Linked DNA regions of Homo sapiens: region 1 is linked to region 2. Evidence: read pairs that join two places in POLR2A ChIA-PET (ENCODE). Cell type or tissue: OCI-LY7. All regions are shown on one strand.

Region 1 (4,000 bases), 110 kb after region 2:
AGGTGGATTGTTTGAGCCCAGGAATTTGAGACTAGCCTGGGCAGCATGGCAAAACCCCATCTCTACCGAAAAAAAAAAAAAATTAGCCAGGCGTGGTGGTGCACACCTGTAGTCTCAACTACTTGGGAGGCTGAGGTGGGAAGACTGCTTGAGCCCAGGAGGCAAAGGTTGCAGTGAGCTGTGACTGGGCTACTGCACACCAGACTGGGTGATAAAGTGAGACCCTGTCTCAAAAACAAAAAACAAAACAAAACAAACAAACAAACAAAAACAGGTTTCATTCCAGACCTACTGAATCAGGATCTGTATTTTTAACAAGATCCTCAAGGGACTGACATGCTCACTAAAGTGTGAGAAGCACTTTAAGCCATGTTTAGCTGTTTTCCTTCTTATTTGTGGCTGAACACACATTCTAATCGATAGAATGGGTGTAATACATACCTTGAATGCCACGTGTCACATCTCTTTGGCCCACCTTGATTTTAGGAAAAGTTTTTAGGCAGAACTCTTAAGATGTCCCCCACCAAGATTCCTGTCCTCTAGCTATTCAATTGAAAATAATCTAGTTACTGTTGTGAAGGGACTTTGTGGAATGGAATGAAGTTTACTAATTAGTTGACCTTATATTTTATAATTTTTTAAATTAAAAAAACTTTTAGAGATGAGGTCTCATTATGTTACCCAGGCTGGTCTCTAACTTCTGGGCTCAAGCAACCTACCCACCTTGGCCTCCTAAAGTACTGGGACAGGTGTGAGCCATTGTGCCTGGTCTTTTGTTTGTTTTTTTTTTGTTTTTTTTTTTTTTTTGTAGCGACAGGGTCTTGCTATATTGCTCAGGCTGGCCTCGAACTCCTGGGCTCAAGTGATCCTCCCATCTCGGCCTCCCAAAGTTCTGGGATTACGGGCATGAACCACCACACCTGGCCAATAATTGACCTTAAACAGAGGAAGTTACCCTGGATTATCTGACGGCATCTAATATATCACATGAGCTCTTAAAACCAGAAGAGGAAGGTATGAGAGAGAGGTAGAAAGGGAGGTCAGAGAGATCCAAAGTGTGAGAAGGACAAGATCTGATGTTGCTGGCTTTGAAGATGGAAGAAGGGGCCTACAAGCCAAGAAATGCAGCAGGCCTCTAGAAACTGAGAAAGACCCCCAGATGACAGCCAGCAAGCAAATGGGGGCCTTAGCCCTGCAATTGTGTGGAACTGAATTCTGCCATTGAGCTGGACGTAGATCCGTTCCTAGAGCCTCCAGAAAGGAGTGTAACCTGCCAACGCCTTAATTTTGGCTTCCTGAGATTCCAACCAGAGAACTCACTAAGTCACACTGTGCCTAGACTTTTGACCTACAGAAATCATGAGACAGTAAACTTTTGTGCTGTTTTAACTGCTAAATTTATAGTAATTTGTTATGACAGCAGAAAATGAGTACATCTAGGATGGATGGTTCTGTGCGAGCTTAGTCTTCCTCACACTGGCGGCATCCCACTTGAATAAATAATGTGTCCGTCTCTCTTTATACCTGCCTCAAAACCTTCTCTGATGTCCTGGGAGCCTGCTTGGCAACAGGAGACCAGAAATACAAGGAAGTTAACTCCCCTAGGGAAAATGCTTGACCAGTGGAGGAGGGGGTCAGTAGGTAATTGCTTCAGCCTCACACCTCCTAACTCTGGGAGGCATTTGTACACTTCTGAAAAGACGTGGCAGAATTAAGTCCCCATTATCTATAGCAGCGACATCCTCAGTGCACCATTGGTTTGGCTTTTCTTTTGTTCTTGTCTCATTCTGTTCAATTCCTAACTCTTACTTCCTGAGATTACCTTCCAAATGACCTCCTGCTCCCAAGTCCCCTTCTCGGTCTTGTCAGAGATTGATAGGCAATCAATAGTCAGCTCCATCAGCTCACCTTGCTCAGAATAAAAGGGTAACTTATTGGAAGAATGGTCAAGTGTTTCACACCGCAACTAGGCCGCCAGGAAGACTGAAATCAGGACACCAATAACACTAAGTTTCTCTCTGTCCCTTCCCTCTAATGGCATTATCTTGTTTGTTTGTTTGTTTGTTTGTTTGTTTGTTTTTGAGAGAGGGTCTCACTCGGTCACCCTGGCTGGGGTGCAGTGGTGTGATCACGGCTCACTGCAGCCTTGACCTCTCAGGCTCAAGTGGTCCTCCCACCTCAACCTCCCGAGTAGTTGGGAGTACAGGCGTGTGCCACCATGCCTGACTAATATATTTTAATTTTTTGTAGAGATGAGGTCTCACTATGTTACCCAGGCTGATCTCAAAAGCCTGAACTCAAGTCATCCTCCCACCTCAGCCTCCCAAAGTGCTGCGATTACAGGCATGAGCCGCCGCACCCGGCAAATGGCATTATCTTTAAAGAGGATGAAATCTCTCCTGCAGACCAGAGAGTAAAATCCCAAAAAATGACTGGAATTGATGCCCTTTGGGTCAGTATTCATGATTGGTCCAGTGGAAGATGGGAAGCTATCATTGGACTAATTTTGACCACTAGGTCAGAGTACTAGCCCTGGGTCAAACTGTCAAGGCCAGGTGGCAGTGTCAAGGACTCCAGGCATGGCCAACAGGGGACACAATTGTTTCAGGGCATCCCAGAAATAGTGGGATGACTGGGAGCTGGGGAAACCTTCCCACTATTTTTCCAAAACCTTCACCACCCATTCCCTGTTCTCTTAGTTCCTCGTTAATGATTCTTTCTGTTTCCTTCTTAGACTCTCTCCTTCCTCTGCCTGTCCCAGAAATGCTGGTGTTCCTGAGAGTGCCGTCCTTACCCGTTTTCTTCTCTTTCTTTCTTTCTTTCTTTTCTTTCTTTCTTTCTTTCTTTTTTTGAGACAGAGTCTCGCTCTGTCACCCGGGCTGGAGTGCAGTGGCGTGATCTCGGCTCACTGCAACCTCCGCCTCCTGGGTTCAAGTAATTCTCCTGCCTCAGCCTCCCAAGTAGCTGGGACTACAGGCGCCTGCCACCTCGCCTGGCTAATTTCTTGTATTTTAGTAGAGATGGTGGTTTCATCGTGTTGCCCAGGCTGGTCGCAAACGCCTGAGCTCAGGTAATCCACCTGCCTTGGCCTCTCAAAGTGCTGGATTACAGGCTTGAGCCACTGCACCCAGCCTCTTCTCACTCTTTCTATTCCCAGAGTCACCTCACTCTTTGGTAGACATGGTATTCTCTCCAACATTTAACCCACTCCACAAATGTAATCTCATCTAGTCATGGTAATTCTATCCCCCTCGGCAATAATTTGTCTGGCATAAAAAGGCCTAAACCAGATTAGACCAAGGAGATTCAATGAGATGTTTGTTTAGGACTTCTGGGAAAGAGAAATCAGTCTTACCCTTGCCTGTGGAATGGGAAGAGCAGTCAATAGCCATAGCAGCCATTTTGTGGCATGAGGGGAACTGGGTTTGTATATGAAGTCAGTGGTGGGGAGAGTAGAGCAGTGAGACGGGAACATCTCAGGTTCCTAATGACATTGTTGGATCAGAGAAAATACCCACTCTGCCCTGCCACTGGGCTCCTTGCTTTGCAAGTTGATACACTGGCATATTCCTTAAGTCAGGCTGAATCGGGTATGGGCGACCTGGAGCTGAAGGCATTCCACTTCATTCACATTTACCACCATAAGGTCTCTCAAGCTCACTTTCCTCGGCTGCAGGTCTACCAACACTTCCCAAGCTCCCTGCTCCTCTTCCTGGGTTCCCTACAATTCATTTTACTTAACCAATAAGAACTGGGTGCCCGCCATCATCCCAAGCTCTGTTTTAGACATGCAGACAGGGAATGAAACAAAGTTGCTGTCATTGCGGACCACTGAAGGAGGCATATGATAAACAAAACTATCTTCTGAATAAATGAAGTAATGAATAATGCAGTGTAGGAACTCTATCAATAGCGAGTGAAAAGCTTATTATCTACAGACTATCACACCAGGGGCTGGTACTCACTTAAACGGCACTAGGAAGTGAGTGTCAGATGCTGT
Region 2 (4,000 bases):
CAAATGGGGCTGAGCCCCTTGCTGAGCTGGTAGGGATATAAGAATGGATAAGAAAAAAATAAAATCCTGCAGGAGCTGGATTTAAATTTAAAAAAAAATAGGCCGAGTGTGGTGGCTCACGCCTATAATTCCAGAGCTTTGAGAGGCCAAGGTAGGCAGATTTCTTTTATTTATTTATTTAGTTAGTTATGAGATGGAGCCTCACTATGTTGCCCTGCCTGGTCTCAAACTCCTGGGCTTAAGCGATCTGCCCGCCTCGGTCTCTCAAAGTGCTGGGATTACAGATGTGAGCCAAAGCACCAAGCCCAGCTCAGGTGGATCTCCTGAGCCCAGGAGTTCAAGACCAGCCTGGACAACATGGTGAAACCCTGACTCTACATTTTTTAAAAAAATTAAAAATTAAGTGTTAAAGGGAAGTACAAGTACTGTGCTGAGAAAGGAAGGGTTATTTTCATCTAGGGGTGTAAGAAGAGATAACAAAAAGGAGATGGTGTCTGAGTGGGGCTTGGAAAAATAAGAAAGTGGGTCTCTTTCCCGTAGCAGGAAACAATGTCTTGCCTTTGAGGTGGAGGTGGCAGTTAGGGGATGTTTTCTCTAGCAAAGACCCCAGCTCCTCCATAAGAGCAGGCAGCTTCTTCCAGGCAGAGTGCATTGACTAGAAATCTTTTCTGGAAAATGATAAGAAGGGGCCAGGAGCAGCTGCAGATGACTTAGGGAGTTGGGACTGACAGGCACCTCTTTAGGGCCTGTGGAGATACTGTCACGTAATAGGGATTGCCTGTAGCCAGAAGAGTGGATAACAGGGAGCCTTTGGGAGGGGGACAAGGCCAGAGGCCTCAATGACGGGTAACTAACCTGCTCTGCAAAGGCTCAAACTTCAACTTGGAGAAGAAAGGGTCTGTCCACAGTGCTGGGGCAGCTACAAGCAGTAGGACCAGAGAGAAGCTGGGCAGAACTGGCAACATAATTTGCAGGGCCCAGTGCCAAAGGAAAATCATTCGAAAACTGTTTAGAATTTCGAGAGTGACAGCAGAGCATGAAACCAACCTTGGGAACCCTTGTAAGTGTGGGTCACAGGCACATGAAGCCAGCCCTGAAGTGTGGGCTAGGGAAAGCAAGCAGGGGATAAGGCCACAGGAAGGGCAGCCACAGGAGCCTTCTGACCTAATGGTCTGATCAAAATGAAGAGAACCCATAAACACAGGTGGGTAATCCTGAGACACAGCCAGGGCCACACTCAACCATTCCTAGTTGCACCACTGAGGCCTTTGTAGCTCTCCCAATGACCCAGTCCACCCCAGCCAAACAGCATTCTCCAAGAGTCCAGGTCTCGCCCTATTTGGAGGACAGAGGGCATTTAAATTTCATCTCTCTGTGTTGGGGGAGCTCTAAATGCTGGGAAAAGATGTCATGCCTGGAGACCATCTGGGGAAAAGGCCTCCGGAGCTGTTTCTTTAATTTACAGAACTGACAACTGAGGGTAGGGGCCTTTGGCAAGTACAAAGGGTGATGGCCCAGAAAAGAATCAAAGTATTAATAACGGGCTCGGCTGGCACTGGCCTCCTGTCCCCCGCCCTGGGGTTCATGTGGCAGGGAAGCCTGATGTCTCTGTTTCAACAGTGGGATCAAAACTGGCTTTCAGAGCAACATAAGCCAGGGGTAATTTTTAGCACAGACGTAACTTTCTAGTTCCTTTTTCCTACCCCTCATTTTTCGGTTGCCTTTAAAGAGGCCGCAGAGAACTGAAAAACAAATCCAAGTTTAAAGAGACAAGTGCAAAAATGCAAACTGGGCAAGGGGACAGAGCCGCCAGCTGGACAAAATGTGCCTGGAAAACAGCATCCTCTGCTTGGCAGGTGCCAGGAATTTATGGTTGAGTTTTGCAGACGTTTCATCACATTACAAGCCAGCTCAGGAGACCCTCATAAAACTCTGCTTATATGAAAGAACAAACTAGCTGATAAAAGTCAGCTGTTGCCTATAAACGCACTGTGGGAATTGCAATTGAGTAGCGGATTTATTAGTCTGGGCTCTCTGTGCAAATTAAGAACTGCTCCACACGTTTCAATCAGAAGAGATGAGCCAGAGCAGAAAGGGTTGCTCCCCGCTCACATGATGGCCAGCAGGCCAGGCTGACCCCCACCCCCATCACTTACTCTACTAGAGACCAGAGGGAAGACTCTCACTGAAATTAAGTCACAGAGGAGCTAGTCTCACATTCCCCTATCTCGCCTCCCACAAAAACCCACAAAAACAATCAGTCACTCTCTCCATCCACTGCATTCCCCACACATCCTTCACAATAGCACTTCTCACGAAGAGCTTGCAGATCTGCCTGGCCTACTAAATCATGGACTTCTTTGATTTACCTCTGTATTGCTAATGATGAGTTCTGTGCTGGGCACACTGGGAGGCCTCAGAATGAATGGATATGGATGCGACAGACTCTAAAGCCCCATATACATAAGTTATGACTATCCCACCCCAAACAGCATGGAGGGGCCAGGGGAGCAATGCCGAGGTACCCATTGGACTTGAGGACTGGCAACAAAAAGGGGAAAAGAGGTGCAGTGAGGGAGTTATGAAGGCGTTTCTTCCCCAGAGAAGTGCGGTCTTTGTGGCTAGTCTACCCAGCCATCAATCTCTGTGCTAACTGCTGCCTTTTCTCAGGATGAAGGCTCTTTCTTAAGGAATGACTCTGCAACTGAACTAAGGGTACTTATTAAGGATGCAGATATCTAGCCCCTCCCCACACATACTAGACCAGAATCTCTGGGCTGGGGCCCTACAGTCTCGGAAAAATGACTTTGCTCTACGTGGAAACCAAGAAGGAGCCTTCCAGGAAGGATGGGGAGGAGGACAGTGCCTGGAAGGGGTACCCCTGTCATTCCTTCAGAATCACTGGCTTTCTCCTACCAGGCCCTGGCATCAAAGGCAAAAGTGTAGGACTCTGGTAGACCACGCCAGGATTTGCTCCAACCCTCTTGGCTATGGGGTCAGAAGGAAGGGTAACTGGCAAGGTTGCGGCTGTCCTGGAAGAGGCTTGGATACTTCATGTGCCACGGCCAAGTTGGATGGAGGTAGCTCTGCACTGCAGGATCCATGTCCTGTGCAGGGCTGGGTATCAGAAAACCTCACCCTTGTTACAGCTGAGTAGATGTTAGGCATGCTCTTGCCTTCTGTGGCAGAAAGGCAACAGTGATGTGGGGGAAAGCACCTTTCACCGGAACCAAGCAAGCCCTGGTGCAAATTCTGGCAACATTACTGACAAGCTGTGGGCATTTAGAAAGCTTACCAGGTCTCTGTCTCGGTCTCCTCATCTACCTAATGGAAGTAAGCATACTTGTTTCAATTCTCGTTGAGGGTTTAGAAAGATATTAAAGAGCCTAGCACAGAGCTATACACTTAGTGAGTGACTAATAAAGCTTAAGTGAATTTCAATCCCTTAAATGCTCACAAATGTACCCAAAGCCCTCACTATCTCCTCTCGCTTAAACCTTACAACCCTGTAAGGACATATCATCACTTCCACTATACAGATGAGGAAATAGACTTAGAGGAAATTACTTGCCCAAGATCACACAGCTGGCTAAAGGCTGAGCCTGAGACTTGAACCCAGGTCTAGGTTCCTTCCTTCCCCTCATCCCCAAACCTGCTCCCTGAAATGTGCACTCTTCCTCCCTTCTCATAGGGAAATGGAATTATAAATGATCCAGTGTTTGAGCAGGTTGGGAAGGTACCTGGCTTCTCGTCCCAATTAAAGTCTGGTGTAATACAGTCCCCATAAAGCCCAGGCTCTCCTTGGGCAAGCAGGAGACCTTCTCTTTAGGGCCCAGGCACCCCAGCACCTTGAGACAACACTTACTCTGAGAGAAGAATCTGAAGGTCAGTTTCTAGATGTGGATGGGGAGGGACAGGATAGAGGGAAACCAAAATTCTTCATTTCATCCCAAGACTGTCTTACACTGACAGAGAAAGGGGTTCTGACCCAGCTGAGGGA

What was found. ChIA-PET counts read pairs that join two places held together with the same protein. Peaks named below come from ENCODE experiments on the same cell type or tissue, not always from the same donor. Only the 100,000 strongest peaks of a DNase experiment are listed, where the experiment ranks them.
Region 1: POLR2A ChIA-PET joins it to region 2 with 5 read pairs; 7 of 35 experiments call an interaction of 5 or more read pairs at or near these places.

What each region holds. Positions count from the first base shown.
Region 1 is chr1:37,789,001-37,793,000 of GRCh38, forward strand. No RefSeq gene overlaps it. Among named protein-coding and RNA genes, the nearest start is that of MANEAL, 2.8 kb to the right of the region's middle. In OCI-LY7, no CTCF peak of the experiment used is centred here; no DNase peak of the experiment used is centred here.
Region 2 is chr1:37,674,792-37,678,791 of GRCh38, forward strand. No RefSeq gene overlaps it. Among named protein-coding and RNA genes, the nearest start is that of AIRIM, 14 kb to the right of the region's middle. In OCI-LY7, CTCF peaks have their summits at 1,792 and 1,991; a DNase peak (open chromatin) is centred at 1,670; H3K4me3 peaks cover 1,527 bases; H3K27ac peaks cover 2,983 bases.